Linked DNA regions of Homo sapiens: region 1 is linked to region 2. The links are chromatin loops, found by intact Hi-C in ENCODE. Cell type or tissue: CD14-positive monocyte. All regions are shown on one strand. Region 1 overlaps TTC7B (tetratricopeptide repeat domain 7B). Region 2 overlaps TTC7B (tetratricopeptide repeat domain 7B).

The links. Peaks named below come from ENCODE experiments on the same cell type or tissue, not always from the same donor. Only the 100,000 strongest peaks of a DNase experiment are listed, where the experiment ranks them.
Region 1: it touches region 2 in a loop (3-fold over the local background); 3 of 110 quality-filtered maps call a loop at or near these places.

What each region holds. Positions count from the first base shown.
Region 1 is chr14:90,654,254-90,662,253 of GRCh38, forward strand. TTC7B (tetratricopeptide repeat domain 7B) reads right to left here. Exons shown (of 20, transcript NM_001010854.2): 10 at 4,051-4,134; 11 at 2,921-3,025; 12 at 740-857. Among named protein-coding and RNA genes, the nearest start is that of TTC7B-AS1, 16 kb to the left of the region's middle. In CD14-positive monocyte, no CTCF peak of the experiment used is centred here; DNase peaks (open chromatin) are centred at 4,608 and 5,098; H3K4me3 peaks cover 1,655 bases; H3K27ac peaks cover 1,200 bases.
Region 2 is chr14:90,604,211-90,612,210 of GRCh38, forward strand. It overlaps TTC7B (tetratricopeptide repeat domain 7B), which reads right to left. Exons shown (of 20, transcript NM_001010854.2): 17 at 6,532-6,629. Among named protein-coding and RNA genes, the nearest start is that of TTC7B-AS1, 34 kb to the right of the region's middle. In CD14-positive monocyte, no CTCF peak of the experiment used is centred here; DNase peaks (open chromatin) are centred at 4,261, 4,801 and 6,351; H3K4me3 peaks cover 1,804 bases; H3K27ac peaks cover 1,597 bases.

The DNA of each region.
Region 1 (8,000 bases), 50 kb after region 2:
TATTTTGCCTTATACTAATTAAAATTCATTAAATTAACCATGTGTTTCTGGGATTTTTGTTTTGCATTTGTGTTATATTTAACAACAACATGATAAAAGAATAGTAACAGTTCAGGAAAAGTTTGTTAAATTTTCTGCAAATATCACTGAAAACTTAAGTATACAAGATTTTTTCTTAGCTAGAATCCCATCCATCAGAACTCTAAGCACATCCAAAAATCACTGCGCCCAAGACCCCTAGGTGTCTTGTGAGCTGCTGCACTGCACATGTACATATCTACAAATTAAAATGTGCAAATGGAGAAGGGGCATTTCCTGACCAGTCAAGGGAAGCTTCCTGGAAGTGTCTGGCCCTGACTCTTCCACATTCCTGTACCTAAGATCCAGCATCCCTTCACACAGGACAGCCCAGACCAAGTGGTGGGACAGGGGCAGGTGCAAGGCTAGGTGGATGAATCATCCCTCAAAGCGCAGTGAGGTGCCCAGTGTGCCACCAGCATAATGTACCTAAAAATGAGGCCTGGGAGCCCTGGCACAGGGCCTTCCTCCCTGCCCTCCCATTCTCCCATCAGACCAAGCAAAGAGGACAGCAGCACCAGGGGCCCCACCGGATGGCACACCAGAATGCCCCAGCTTCTGCACCCTCCTGAGACAGAAGGGGACTGTGGGAATCCCGCAGGGTAGACTTAGGTAGTCCAGCCCTGCAGCTCAGCAGCTGTGGGGGTGGGACGTCTCTCACCGTCAGTGGCCTGCAGACTGTACGTGAGCCCCAGAGCTAAGTAGCCTTTGGCCTTGAACTCTGACGTTTTCTCTCCCACATCAACGACAGTTTTGGCAAACTTTTCAGCCTCTTCCAACTGAAAAATGAGACAAGTTAAAAACAACAACAACCTGCAGAATTTCTAACATGAGTTCCCATAAGCGTCTGCTGCCAAAATTGGATTTCTGATGAGTCACTTTGAAAATGACTCTCAAATCTCCCAATCCCACTCTGGTGATTCTGTTTTCTTTCTTGAGCTCTCTAACAGTTCGCAGGATTCCTACCTTGCTTTTTCTCCTTAAAGTTTTTCTTACTGCTTATTTGCCTTCTTTTCCAAAGTTGCTTTCATATTTGGTGGGGGTCTATCTTTTTCATCTTTATTTTTTACTGACTGGTTCTATAATGAAGTTGTGCTAGGTATGCAGAAGTTGAACTGAATATATTTGTAAAGAATCAAGTTCTTGAAATGTTTTATGTTTGAGCCTTTCTTTCCCCCCCTACCCAGGATATAAAGAATCCATTTAGGCTTGGATTCTCTTTGCCATGAGCTGTTATAAATTTCAAAACTCCATCCACTTATTTTACAAACCACAACACATGTACCTTGTGCCAGCAGATTCCAATGAGAAAATGTGCACCTGTAAACTACACCCACAATAAGACCTGGTGCACAATTCATTAGAGGCAAAAAGAGTAAGATTTGTTCCATTGAAGTATGGCAAATGTTGATGATATTGAAGTTGGGTGATAAGACACTGGAGTTCATATACTCTTGAGTTTTGTGGTATTTGGAAATTTTAATAATAAAAATGCAAGAAAAAATATACAGAAAAGATTTGTTACTCTTATTTTTTTTAAAAAAAAGAGGTCTATTTAAGGCATTTCAAGATGTATATGTTACAGTAATAAATAAAGCCAGAGCTGGGAGGAGGGCAGTAGTCACTGCTGGGAACTGGCACGTTCCAAATGCAAAGGTTGTGTCCACTCCTCCGCCTGCCCACTCCTGGAACCGCCTGCACCATCCCCTTGCCTGCTCACAGCCCCAAACTGTCAAAACCCACGTGACCAAACTACACTTTCACAGCTGTGTGTTTCAGGTGAGAGCCTGTGCTTTCAAAACATCTTTTCTACATTTTCCCAAGCAAAATGGAACTAAAGTGGAACACTCTTCACTAGGCTTACTTTTCTCCTGCTGGGTGAGAATACATGGAAAAACCAAAGAGCAAGGATATAAGGGTGAACAACCTGAGTTTGTAAGATGCTTCGGTCTTTTTTGAGCAAATCCTTTTTATTGCTAATCTTGACATGAAGTTAAAGAAAAGAAATTAGAACCCTATCGTATGTGGCAATTATCTATACCACCATCTCGGCAATTAGACTGAGTTTTCTATTTTCTACTCAAATGATGTATTTTCTGAGGTACTAGAATTGTTACAAATCAGGGTATTGCCAAATTCAAATCTGAACAAGAATATTTGAAGAAAAACGCGTATGTGAAGGAATAGAAATGAAGACAGTTGAATTTAACATATGAGCTGAAATATAGGGTGACTCCTTGCTCTGTAGAAAGTCCCAGGCTCCCAGCCTAGGCAACAGAGTAAGACCCTGTCTCTACAAAAAAATTAAAAAATTAGCCGGGTGCAGTGGAGCACACCTGTAGTCCCAGCTACTCAGAAGGCTGAGGTGAAAGGATGACTCGAGCCCAAAAGGTTGAGGCTGCAGTGAGCTCTGATCGTGCACTCCAGCCTGGGTGACAGAGCAAGACCCTGTCTCAAAAACAAAAACAAAAGCAAAAACAAACCAGGTTCAGCCAGGGATGCTAATTCAGTGACGTGTCTCTTCTCAGTCCCACATTGCTTGAATAAAGCAAGATGTATGGGAGTATGAATTATAATTCTGTCTTATTATCATTATTCCTGAAGCACAATCCCATAGGAAAAAACCCCTGGAGTACCCCAGAGTACTCCTCAGTCCTTGGGGGAGTGGATGAGGCCTGAGGAGGCCAGGGGCCCAGGCCCAGGGTCCGTGGCTCTACACAGTCTTGTCTTTGTACAGCTGATGAATCACCCTCGCTTTCTCTCTGTGCCTCGACATGAAAAAAATGGGCAGTCCTGGCCCAGAGTCCTCTGCAGGAGCGGGGAGGGGGGCGCCCCTACTCACCCAGTGCAGGGAGCCCATGCAGAGCTTGGCAGCGAGGAGAGGGATGGTGGCATCGTCTGGCTTCAGGCGGATACACTCTTTCAGCACCTTCACGGCACGGGCAGACTTGGCAAGAGAAGATTATTTCCGTGAAACTCAAAGTGTTTGACAGAACCGAATACTACAGCCTTCTCAGAGGGGTTTTTGGTCAGGGTGACCTCCTCGTGGGCTTGTCCAACTTTAAGCCCAAGCAAGCGGGGGCCTGAGGTGCATGAAAACCAGAGCCTGCGGCTTCTGAGTGACTGGGGAGTACACTGGGTTAAAAGCCAGCAGGAATGCTTCTCTGGCGCCACCTGAATTTCATTCCATACTTGTGTAGCTATTGGAAAATTAAGAAAAACATAAAGATGGTGGAAGTTTGTTCTTATAAAAGGTAAATATCTAATTTAAGGCACAAAATACTGAATTTCTGAATTCACTTAGCTCAAATAATCTTCCATCTCAGGCTTCATTCGCTAAATGGCCCAAATTAGCAAGAAAAACAATAGCTACGACCTCTGTTGAGTGTATACACAGCAAGGAGCGTGCCTCTAAACACCTCTGGTGTAGCATCTCATTCTCCTGATAACACATCTATGGAGCAGGTGCTGTTCTTACTCCATTTTACCGAGGAAACTGAGCTGCTCAGTAACTTGCCTGGGTCACTCAGCTGGGAGAGCAGCATCAAGCTTCTATCCTGCCGTTGGACTCCCTCAGCCCACATTTTCATCCAGTATCATGCACTGCCTAATATAACACATTGCTCAAGATAACCAACAGGTTTCCCCTCCAGGAATCAGCTTAACTCTCAGATGAGTGGAGGTGTCTGTGTAAAACATCAGCTCTAGTTTAAGCCATGTCCATGACACCTGATGAAGTCACAATGACTGGAAAAAGACAAATATTTCAGAATTTTTCTTCTCAGTGATAAGTCCATCTTGGCTCCCCAAACAATTAAATCTGATTGTTCACTGAGAACGGACCACGATAGTTTCTCAGAGTGGCTCGAAAGACTTCCACAAAGTCTATCATTCCGTGCAATTCCATGACATTCAACTCTTTGGCCTTAATAGGAAAGGCATAAAAAACTGCCCATCACAAAAGGGACTCACTTTTCCAGCAGCCATCAGGGACAGAGCAAACTGGTACCACAGGTGGAATTCCTCAAAGGCAAACTTCATGGCTCTTTCTAGGCACTGGTTGGGAAAGAAAAACAAATGCAGACATCTGAGAATCACTGGTGCCACAACTGCACAAGTGTGAGTTTGTATCTATGCACACTAAGGTAAGTCCCATAAAATCTGCTTCCCTTGAATGCTTAAAACATAATCCACCACCAAACGGCTCCTACGGAGTCCCCACACAGGATGATGCACCATGCCGGTGGCCAGGACAACCTACAACTGACCAGAGCTGTGACAATCCCTGCCCTCGAGTAGCTTTGTATCTGGCACAGGAAAAGAGGCAAATACACCAACAACACAAAGACAAAGACAAACTCAGGAGTGCCCCCAGGGCGAGAAACAGGACTGTGGTGAGGTGATCCCAGGAATCAGGAATGGCATCAGGGAGAATAGAAACTGAGCTGGGCCTTCCCCAGCCCAGCCCCACTATGAGACACCATCAAAGGCAGAAACCACAACTTCTTTATCTTCTCAGTACTGGTGCATTGCCTGCCGTGGTGAGTAATCTACAAACGGACTTCCCTCTCAGTCAGCGAGGAGCCTCTGGTCCCTGCACAGAGTGACATGATGACGTTAGAGCTTTAGGAAGATCGTGGGGGACTGGGGTGAGTGGGGTGAGGTGGAAGACCCTGATGGAGGCAGGCCAGGAACAAAGTGGATAGAATGGTCCAGGGGTTTCAGAATCAAGAAATGTGTCCGAGGTCAAATCAGCAAGGATGGGTCACCTGTGGAAGCATGCGGGGACTGGGGAGGCACAGGAGGTGCCCAGAGTTTCTGGCTTGCATACCTGGGGGAGAATCCATGCCACAGAAGGCCCTTGTGTATGCACGAGTGTGATTGTGTGTGTGTGTGTGTGAGAGAGAGAGAGTGTGTGGAGTGTGTGTGTGTGTGTTTGAGAGAGAGGGAGAGAAGGGGAGGTGTTTTTTTTTAGGAGAAAGGGAGAATGGGGAAGGAAGCTGTCATGAATGAGTTTAGCACGGGAAATACTGAGTTCAAGGCATCATGAGGTAATTTACCAAAGACATTCTGGGACCTCAAGAAAAAGATCTAACAGAAGACAAACATTTGAGAAAAGAGCTGAAGTTACTAGAAGAGATCAGATCAGTCCAGAAGAGTATTCAGAGGCAAGGCAGTGGGGCCAGACCATGGAAAGGGAGAGAAAAGGGATCTGGAAAGGAGGGCGAAGAAGGGATCTGGGTGGGAGGGCATGCAGCAGTGTCACAACACAGAGAGGGACCCGAGAAGGGGCCAATGGGGCCAGCGGCAACGGAGGCCAAGAAGCCACCACAATCAATCAGGTGACGAGCTCCGCACGTGTGGCTTTAGGGGACACGGGAGGAGAACACAGGCCATGGGGACCAATAAGCAAAGAAAAGATGGAGATGAGGTATGAAGGAAGGATGTGTGGGGTGAAGAAAGGTTATCTATGTGTTAATTTTTCATAGAGGCAACTCAAGCCTCTCGCTAACATGAGCAGAACCAGCATGCAGAGTGAAGACTCTGGGGAGATAAATTAGGTCCCAGAAGACTAGAGAGAGCCAGGTCCCCGGAACAAATGTATCCCTGCTGAGAGGCCTTCTCCTACAGAGGCAAGATCCTCCAGATAAGGAGGAGAGAATGGCAGGTGGTGTCGGGCCCAGCCAGTTTTCTCTGTAAAGATGGAATGAGGTGGGTGCTGGGAGGAAAAGAAAAGAATAATGGCAGGAGGTTTTAAAAAGAACAGAGGCGGCTGGGCGCAGTGGCTCACACCTGTAATCTCAGCACTAGGGAGGCTGAGGCAGGAGGATCACTTGAGGCCAGGAGTTCGAGACCAGCTAAGGCAACATAGCGAGACCCCTGTCTCTACAAAAAAAAATTAGTAAAAATTAGCTGGGTATGGTAGTGCACACCTGTAGTCCCAGTTACTCAGGAGGCTGAGGAGGGAGAATAGCTTGAGCCCAGGAGGCCGAGGCTGCAGCGAGCTGTGATCGTCGTACCACTGCATTCCAGCCTGGGCAACAGAGCAAGACCACCCTGTCTCAAAAAAAAAAAAAAAAAAAAAAAAAAGAAAAGAAAAGAAAAGAAAAAGAAAAACAATGCAAAAAATAGAAAAGGTTTAAACAACAACAAAATCCCCCTCCACCAAAGGGGAGAGAAGGCTCACAGCAGGGTCAGCTCAGAGACTGGTGCAACCACGCAGTGGAGCCTGCACCACTGTGTTGCCACCTTCTCTTGTGCTGCTAGGAGGCCAGTGCAGGAGCACAGGAAAATGATGGGATGTTCAGGATTCACGGACAGTGAAGGAAGGAGGGCAAGGAGCTGCAGTGAAGGTGACAAATGGGTAAAGGTAAAGTGAGGTGGTGGGAGAGGAGAGAAAAGAATTCTAGAATTTTAAATGATATATACAGAGGTCACACAGTAAATATCACGCTAGTTGGTTTACTGTGAAAAGCTGTTCTGACAAAAACATATTCTATTTAAAAGCAAAGTAATAAGCATTAACAAGCACCTAGTGCTTGGCGATGGCACAGGGTGGGCATCCGAAGACCTTGAGCAAGGTGAGCACGGGCAATGTGTTCAGCTCAGGGCTGGCTGCGGGCCTCATCCTACGCCATGGGACATCGGCAGGAGTGGCTGGGCGAGGCCTCCAGGAGAGTCCTTTAAAAGCAGGGCATTCTCTGCCAGCACACACTTTGCCCTCAGCCCTGCCCCTTCACAGCCGGAAGTAGGGTGGCCAGGAACACTGAGCAGAAAGAGAAAGCGCGTGGCCCTGATGCCATGAGGCGCTGCAGCTGCTGCACCAGCCTCTCACAGGCTTCTTGCAGGGGGAACCAAATAAATTCCTCTTTGGCTAAGCCACTGCATGCCGGTTTTGTTAATTACATCTGAATATACTCCTCACTAGTGCGGACACCAAGCAGCAGACCTGGAATCTGAACCTGAACCCAGGGCCCTCTTAGCTGCTTTGCTGTACTGAGGAAGGTGTCACTGTGCCTTTAAGGAGCACAGCGGGGAGGCAGAAATGAAAGCAGCATGCTGAGACCAAGTAGGCAAGACAGGGTGGCGGGAGAGACGTAACCCAGGTCTGGGAGGCATGGGCTGGGACTAAGTAGGGGAGGACAAGTGTGATGGAGGATGCTAAGCAGTGAAAAGCTAGCAATACCTAGAAACTGACTTGGGGATGGGGATGAGGGACGATGGAGGAGGAGGAGATGAGAATGATCACTGTGGCTGAAATAAGACACGGGAGCCGGTATGTGGAGAGATGGTAGATAATCAAAAATAAGGATTATTCTAACAGCCCTACTCAACCAATACATTGCAATAACACCACCAAGTACTTCAATATACTTAGTAAGTACTTAAACACTAAGTACTTAAACATTTATATGTTTAAATGGTTTTTTTGTCCTCCTTTTGCTAAGAGGAATGATAAATATCAACTGTTTTCCTGATCAACAAAAGGAGCTCTGCAGCTGAAACAGCCTGTTCTGAATCAAAAAGCTAGATGCTATAAATAAGTATGCACCCTTCTTTTCTTGCATGCCAAAGGCTAACAGCCTCATTAAACTCTGTGAAGCACATTCACCGGAGGTCTAATTGGTATAGAACTGCATTCCAGGTGCTACAGGAAAGAAAAACAGCCCCAGTCCTCATCAGGAGTAGAATCACGGGATCCTGTGGCTGGAGATCACTTGGGGAGCATCTAGTTGAAGCCCTCAAAGGAGAGGGCCCTTGTCATTCTGGCTGCCTGTTACTTCAAAACTCTTCTGATTTTGGCAGGGGGGACGAGCAGGCACTCCCAAGAAGAGAAGCGATAGGAATGTGGCACACGCGTGGCACGCAGACAGCCAATCACAGGCTCCTGCCAGCCTCTGAATCTGCAGGTAGGGAGGCAG
Region 2 (8,000 bases):
TCCCATTTTCAGACAATAAACTCATCAAAAGTCAATGTAAAGAATTTTTCTAGAAAAATCGAAGTTGGCAATTGCCAGTAGGCATTGTATTAAGAGAAAATGTCTATTTTAAGAAATGCATGAAAAACAACATACACGGTGTTTAAACAGTATCTTCATCTTCCATTTCATAAAACTGGGATTGCCATTAAAGCAAAATTCAGAACACTTAATATGCAGATAAGTACGGTCAGCGGGTTTCTCGGCGTGGATGGTTTATTTTGAATGGTAATCTAGTTTCTGCCCTGGCTTTGTGTGTGTGAGAGCTGAACAAAGCGGGTGAGCCATCAAAAGATATGCACATTAGAGATAGTGGTTCTTTCTGGCAGCAGTTCCCCTTAAGAGCTTTTGTTCAGCACATAACTGGGCATTTGGAACAAAGATGAGCCCTTATAAATCACAGATATAGAGATTAAATTTTCTAGCAGTGCTGGCAGTGAACATTAAATAAATGAGCAAAAGAAAACAAGGATGGGCTCCCCGGGTCAGATTCATATTTAGGTCCTATTTAAGGGTTTTACCAACCAGTGTTCATTTTCACACAGGGATCTTTCTTGTTGCTGTTCATGGACAGGTTCTGGAACTCCCTAAAGCCGACTTTCAAAATTTCCGTGTTATTTAAAAGCAAGATTAGACTAAAATACTATTCAATTTCTCTGCATAGTTTCACGACACAAACCCTACATTTTCCTTCACTGCAAATGGAAAACAGTTTACAGCACTGTTTCTCAAAATGTGGTCTAAAACCCACTGGCATTGGAATCATAGGGGAGCAATTTATAAATCCAGATTCCCAGGCCCCACCTCAGGCCTAATGAATATAAAGTTGGGGGTGGGGACCAGGGGATCCGCTGCTTTAAAGGTTTTCTGTGTGGTTTTAACGCATGGTAAAGTTTGAGAACCACATGCTGAAAGGGCTGTGGCCCTGATCTGTAGAATACGGCCTTGATGATTATACGCTGGTTGAATTCATTTCTAAATTGAAAACGGGAGTTTTTGCGCAAAATGTCGTAATTTGCCTTTTAATAGGATTTTTATGCATTTATATCAACTCCAGGAAAGCACGGAAGGACCCAAGGATTAGAGGCAATATTCTAGAAAAACTTCTATCCGTTCTGCCCAGAAGGTTTCCTTTACTTTGCAAAGAGGAAGTTGAGGCATGGGCTCCAATGCCTGCAATCTCAGGTTTCCTTCTGCCCCAAACAGCTTTTGGATTTTCAAATGAGCAAGATTTCTCTCTGACAAGTCTGATGAAGTTTCCTCTCCAGCTTATCAGTTAGGAAGATTATCAGAAGGTAAAACACGCAAATGAAGTAGGTCTCACAAGAAAGGAAAAACCATGTTTACAGAGAGAGGGTTCCCGGCGGGGACCTGCGTCACTGAATGAATGAGCTGCAGGGGGCCACACAAAGGTATCGGGTTTGGGAGAATGAAGATGAGAAGACACAAACAGGTGGAGAGGAGATTCGGTTCTTGAAAGAGGAGAGGAGGAGGAGGAGGAATCTGACACTAAAAAAGTGAAAGAGAAAAAAAGGGTGAAGGCAAAAAAAAAACTTTAGAAACACAAAGAAAAAAATAAACTCGCTTTTAATATACTCACATAAGCTGCAAAGAAAATGAGGTCATGTAATACACAATCATTCCTCTACCTGACAATAGAATACAAGTGCTTTTCGAAGAAAACAAATTTGTTTTTCCACTGGTTATTTAGTTGGTCCGCAACAACACCATGGAATAAAAATAACTCAAGATTTACCTGGGCACAGATTCAGCAGTGTGATCTGCTGAAAATAATACATCTTTAGCCTACAATATCCAGAACATTCTAGAGGAAGCAATTTGCTTTTCAACTGGAAAGGGTTAGGACTTGACTTTACATAGATTTGTTTTTTATGAGAAGCACTTATATACAGTTTACTTGAAAATAAGGTTTTCCAAGGTGCAGAGTACTGAGGTGCAACACTATGTCATGGTCCCAGCATTATGACAAGGGGGTGCTAAGCTTTCTGGGGTGGCCTATGGTTGGGGTGTGCTGGTTGGGCACTTTGGGAAAAAAGCCGGTATGGCTGCCTTCATGTCTTACAGCTGGAGAAACACATGGCAACGGGGAGACCACCGCCGCTGCAATTAGAAATTTTCCCAAACAAAGTGGATCAAACTTTCAAGTTAAAATACTTATTTTGCGTTGGATAGGTATTTGTTGATATCTATCAATTATTAAAGATAAATCCCCTTACCCCACATCCTGTTTTAAAGGCAAAGGAATAAAATATTTTTTTCATTCTCTATTTAAGGAACTACCAACTTATTCCAAAGAAAAGACAATGACTCAGAGCTTCAAAGTAAAGACTGTCACTCTATTTGAGTCCTCTTTCACTGGCTGGGACCTATGAGATGGCAGAGGTGGGAGGAAGGGACGCCCAAGGTGATACCTAAGGGGAAGTCATGTTCTATAAGGGGGGCTATTTTAGTTTGACATGTCTGTTTAATGAAACAAAATTCCACTCTATTAGCTACAGTGGACTTGGCCAGTTCAAAGCTTATGGACGTGGGTGACTCCTCATGTTATTCCACAGCTCTGCATATGGACAATTTCAGAGGTAGGAAACCGTATTCCAGTTAACCAACCACTTCCAAAATCATGAATACTGAGGCTGCACTGTATAAGGACCCAGGATATATAATAATAGTATTGTAGTTATATATTTTTAAGCTCTTATCAGTTACACATATATCCTGAAATTTTAACAGGCAAAATAGGATATTAGGGACTGGCCTTAAAATACTCTAGGAAAAGCAAGTGTGGGACAGGAGAGAGAGATCGAATGAGAATGCTGATTGCTAAAACTCACTGGTGGGTAACGGGAATATTAGTATCTCTGTTCTGGCATTTTAGAAATTTTTCCATAATAGAAATTAAAAAACAGAAAAAAAATAAATTTAGTTCTGGGGGAAAACAAAACAGATCCAAGAGGACTTGCGGCCTCACAAAGGAATCTGCCTGCACAGCGGGTGATCCTGGGCCTGTGCCCCAGGGTTGGCAGGATCTCGAAAGTGGAAGTTCACTGTGGCTGTGGCTGTGGCTGTGCACCCTCACGGATGCTAACACTGCAGGGCTCTGCTTGTGTCGGACGCCTGTGCCCTTTAAAGGGGACTTAGAAAAGCAGTTAAGTGTCGGGCATGACGCTGATAAGCTGCCACCCGCCAGGGCTGGGTTCTCCCAGGCCACATTTGATCTCAGGGTCACTTCTGTTTCACTGGGAACCATTCTGATCTCGGATAAGTTCCTTTTCTCTTTGCCTCTATAGCCCAGTCGCTTTTCTGGATGAGCAGTGTTGCAGCGGATGTTCAAAGTCAGCCAGGCTCTTTTAGCACATGAACTGAAAACTGTTCAAAGGCAAAGGGAGGAAAAATGACTGCGGTCATGCTGGATGGATAAGAATCCAGAATGTAAAATCCATGTGTCATGGAATACTATATGGCTGTAAACAAGAATAAGGCAATTCTCCACAGATGGGTATGGAGGCATCTTCAGATACACTGTGAAGTGCAAAATGGCAGGTGCTCAAAAGCATACACAGTGTGTGGTTGTTTATGTAAAGGGGCAGAGGAAAGATACATATGCTTGTTTGCATGAAAAAATACTGGAAGGGTAAACAAAAAGCTAATAAATACAGTTATTTTTAGGAACAAATAAGATGGATGGGCAGGGGTGGAAGCCAAACTTCTCTACAGCACCTTGTGAATTAGTTTTTAGCTTTTGAATTATGTAAATGTATTTCCTCTTCAAATCAAATCAAGGTGAGGGAATAAACAATCTGTGTTGTGGGTGGTTCGCAAGGCGGGCTCTCCACACAGGTGTGTGAATGACAGCATCTGCCCCTTCTTGACTGCACCATGAGCTGAACCATATGCAACTGGGCTTTATTAATCAAGATGGAGGCATTTTTCCCCATTTTTAGGCAAGCCTTCCCAACGTGTAAGTTTCTTTGATTGACACTGTCATTTCAGAATATTTTACCCTCGTTTACAAATATGATAAGGCCTCCTAAAATGGCCTTCCATTTTTCTGATTCCCTGGTCTCTTGGTTAAATTGTCGGCGTGCAAATCAGTATTTTGCAGCTGCCTGGTTGGGTCGGGGGTGGTGTAGGGCTGGTGGCAGGAGTCTCAGAAGGACTCGCGTGGATGACTCAACAATGAAACCGTCTGTGGCAGTGCCTGGGAGGCTGTGGCTTCCCTGTTGTTGAGGAAGGGCATAGGAGCCCGCGGTCCTGACTCCAAACACCTAGGCTCTCTGGAAGTGAATGGTGGCCCACCCGAGAGACTGGCTGCATCAGTACCACTAAGCAGAGGGGGAGGAGGAAGACCCGGGGGCCAGGCCCAACCCAGGGCAGTGACACCGCAGACTGTGTCACACAGGCACATCTTCCCTAAACACCATGGCATCTGAGAAAGCTGAATCTGAAGAGGGAGACTCTCAAGCACTCTAGGAAAAATGTCCCAATGGGCAACGGGAAGAATGAATAACAAGGACCTCATTTATTTTCTGACACTACCTGTTCTCAATGTGATGTGGCTTTAAAGTCTTGGGACCTCCAGGGAAATTAAGGTCCAGGCCAGCTGGAAGGAAAGGGGGTCTGAATTTAGTGTGGCTGTTCTCACAGGATACTTAGGAGGGAGAAAAGTGGGGAGACGGCGCTGGGTAGCCACAGCAGCTGTTTTGAATCAGCTGAAATTGCTGCTGGTGCTATAGTGAGTTTCACTTCCTTCTCTTCCCCATGTCCGAGCCTCACCTTGCAGTGGCTAGTCCTGACAGCCTGACCTCTTTCCTACAATGACGGGGCCTAAACAGGTCCCTCGGCAGGAGCTGGGATGATGCAGAACTCTGCTGTGCTATTCCAGCCAGGCTCTCTGCCTGGTGTGCAGTCTAAGCCCACCAATGACTGCTGAACTGTTTGGAGAGTGGTCAGGCCACTCCAGGGGGTGAGTTTCTCCATGGCTCAGTCCACATTTTAAGCAGCAGCTGCAAGCCAGATTAAACTGCACCAATTTACGATTTGTGCCGCTTCCAGTGCCCAAAAATCTTTTTACCCAGGAGCTGCAGGACTTTTGGATCTGATTTCTCAAGCTGACTTTAAATTTGGTACAAGGGAGCCTAGGGCAGAAATGCAGTCTGCAAGGCAGCTGTTGGGGTGGGCCAGGCTTGAACATCACATCTGGCTCCCAAAGGCCCTATCCCTTTTAGCCCACCTGGATAGGTTTTTCCCAGGACAAGCCCTGGCAGTGCAAGACTCAGAGCTGCTCTCAGGCTTTCTTTGGAAAGGTTCTGGCAGAGCTGGGATGTGGCACAAGGACAAGAAAATAACCTCGTGGTCCCTGTCATGCAGCCAGCCCATAAAAGACCAGGCATACCCAGATAGAAATTCAGTTGTACACGGTCCCCTGTGGGTGGGGGAGAAGGAACAGGAGCAGGTTCCAAATGATGCTCTAGAATGATTTTTGAGGCTCAAAGAAGAGCAAATTTATATGTTTTGTGAGTCTGTCGAGTCACCCAGATTACAACTGAATCATTGGTATGGGTTGAGCATCCCTAATCTGAAAACCCAAAATCTGAAATGCTCTAAAATCGAGATGTTTCTGAGTGTTAATACAACACAAGTGGAAAATTCCACACCTGATTTCATGTGATGGGCTGCAGTCAAAATGCAGTCAAAACTTTGTCTCATGAACAAAATTCTTTAAAATATTGTATAAAATTGCCTAAATTTAGGCTGTGTGTATAGGTGTATATGAAACAGAAATGGACTTTGTGTTTAGACTTGGGTCCAATCCCAGGATATCTCATTATGTTTATGCAAATATTCCCAAACCCAACACACTTCTGGTCCCGGGCATTTCGGGTAAGGGACACTTCACCTGTGTCACCACTGTGGGGTCTACTCCCCTGTAGTTAGGTGGACTCACTCCCCTGTACTTAGGCAAATGTGGAACACACACACGACGAGGTGTGCAGATTTGCTCATAGGCAGGAAGTGCCTCGGGCTTCCACATGGGGACAGTGGAACCCACCTGCCACCCTACGGGGTCTTGTGCTGGGTGTATGTGTGTTTATATGTGCAACTGATTAGAAAGTGAACCTTGCTTTCAGCAAGGTCTGAAACCCAAAGAGAGAGGGAGACACAGGGAAGCAGAGGGGAAACCTGATGGGGACAGAAACCACCTCATTTTAGTTTCAAATTTTAAGTTCCAAGAGCAAAGGGGGAAATAGATTTCAAAGAAAGCACTGGGCTGGGCAAATCATATGACCGTCCCCACTGTGAAGAAACACTTGAGAAAGACACTGGAGCAATGCACCTCGGTTGAGTGTTTAAACTATTTGTGCAAGAAATTTTTCCAACCCCAACCCGATCAGTCTCATCCCATGTCACTTGGTCCCAGGCCCCCACATTCTCCATTACACCATTTCGTCCCCTCTGGCTTTTTATTCTCACCTGTCTCGGGATCGCTGAAGTCTGGCAAAGTAATTGTATTAAGCTGTCGTCTGTCAGCAATGGTTCTATCTAAGAGGCTGCTCCCACGTCCAGAATCACTGCAAAACACAGCTACAAATGTCAGTCACCTGCAAGGTGGGAGGAGGGAAGGAAAGAGAGGCAACCAATACTGACTCCTGAAGGCCAATGAATACTTTCTGTGCATTTTTTACGTTCTTCAGCATCTTTCTTATGAAGGAGGCATCCTGCTTCCTGGCTTGGCCTGGGCTGCGATTCCTTTCAGTGTTCACTATCACAAACAGGGCATAAACCACACCCACAGACCCTGGCTAATTTTGGCCTCTTTTATGTCATTAGAAGACACAAAAATGAAAACTTGAAGCTTCATTTTCCATCCACCTTACAGGGGGAAACCGACTGGCATTAGCAACCTTAGAAAGTGAAGTCTTAGCAAGTGAGTCCATGAACACGCCATCCATGAAGAGTTGTCTTCATGAACCAATGCTCCACACCTGCGCTTCTAAAACCCAGGCTGCACGGAAAAATCACCCAGGACATCTCTAAACAACAGACGCCTAGGTCCCACTGTGAACCGAACAAATCAAAACTCCTGGGCTGATCGACATTTTTCACAGCTCCTCAGATGGTTCTAAGGTGCAGCTGCTGGATTCAAGAACCCCTGACCCCCTTTTCTGAGTGTGATCACAGTCATGCACTCATTCTGGGGTCCCCAGAATGTAGGCCTTTGTGCTACATCGTGTGGTTAACTTTCCTGCTGGTGTACGAGCCCTGTCTAGTGTTCCCAAGCTGGAGAAAGCTGGCTGATAGGGACACACAGGGACTGGGAGAGAACATGGCAGGGTTTTGGTGGCAGCCTCCATACCACCACTCCTACCAGCTTCCTGCACTGCCCATCTCTACTGAGTCCCCTCTCTAGCTTGTGCCTATAAAACAGGCTTGGCACTGTTCACCCGGTAAAGCCACACGGAAACCACAGCGGGCCTAACAGGGAGAGAAACTGTTAAGGGATCTCATCTAACATGGATTTCTTTTTTAAATTCTAGGAGGCTCGTAGGTAAACACTATTGCTTTATTCCTGTATCGTGATATCCTATCAAAGCAGCTCCAAAAAGAACCACGTCTGTCTCTTGAGGTTTGAATCTTCAATGCTTTTCTTTGAATCTATTTTCTTTTCCAATCTGGGGGCTTTAAGAGTGATTTTTTGTTGTGAAGAAGTTCAGATTCTACAATAAGGAGACACAATTTCCTTCCTTTATGCAGCTGTTGCTAAAGCAGTACAAACAAGATTTGGCATGAAACTTAATACAGTTTACAGGCTGCAATTTCCACGTCCAGCGATTTCTCTAACTACATTAGAGAAATCCACAGGAAGCAGAAGAAAACTTCCTTCAGGACAGACTATTTGTCAGCCTATACTTATTACATCATCCCAGACATGTTTTTTGGAA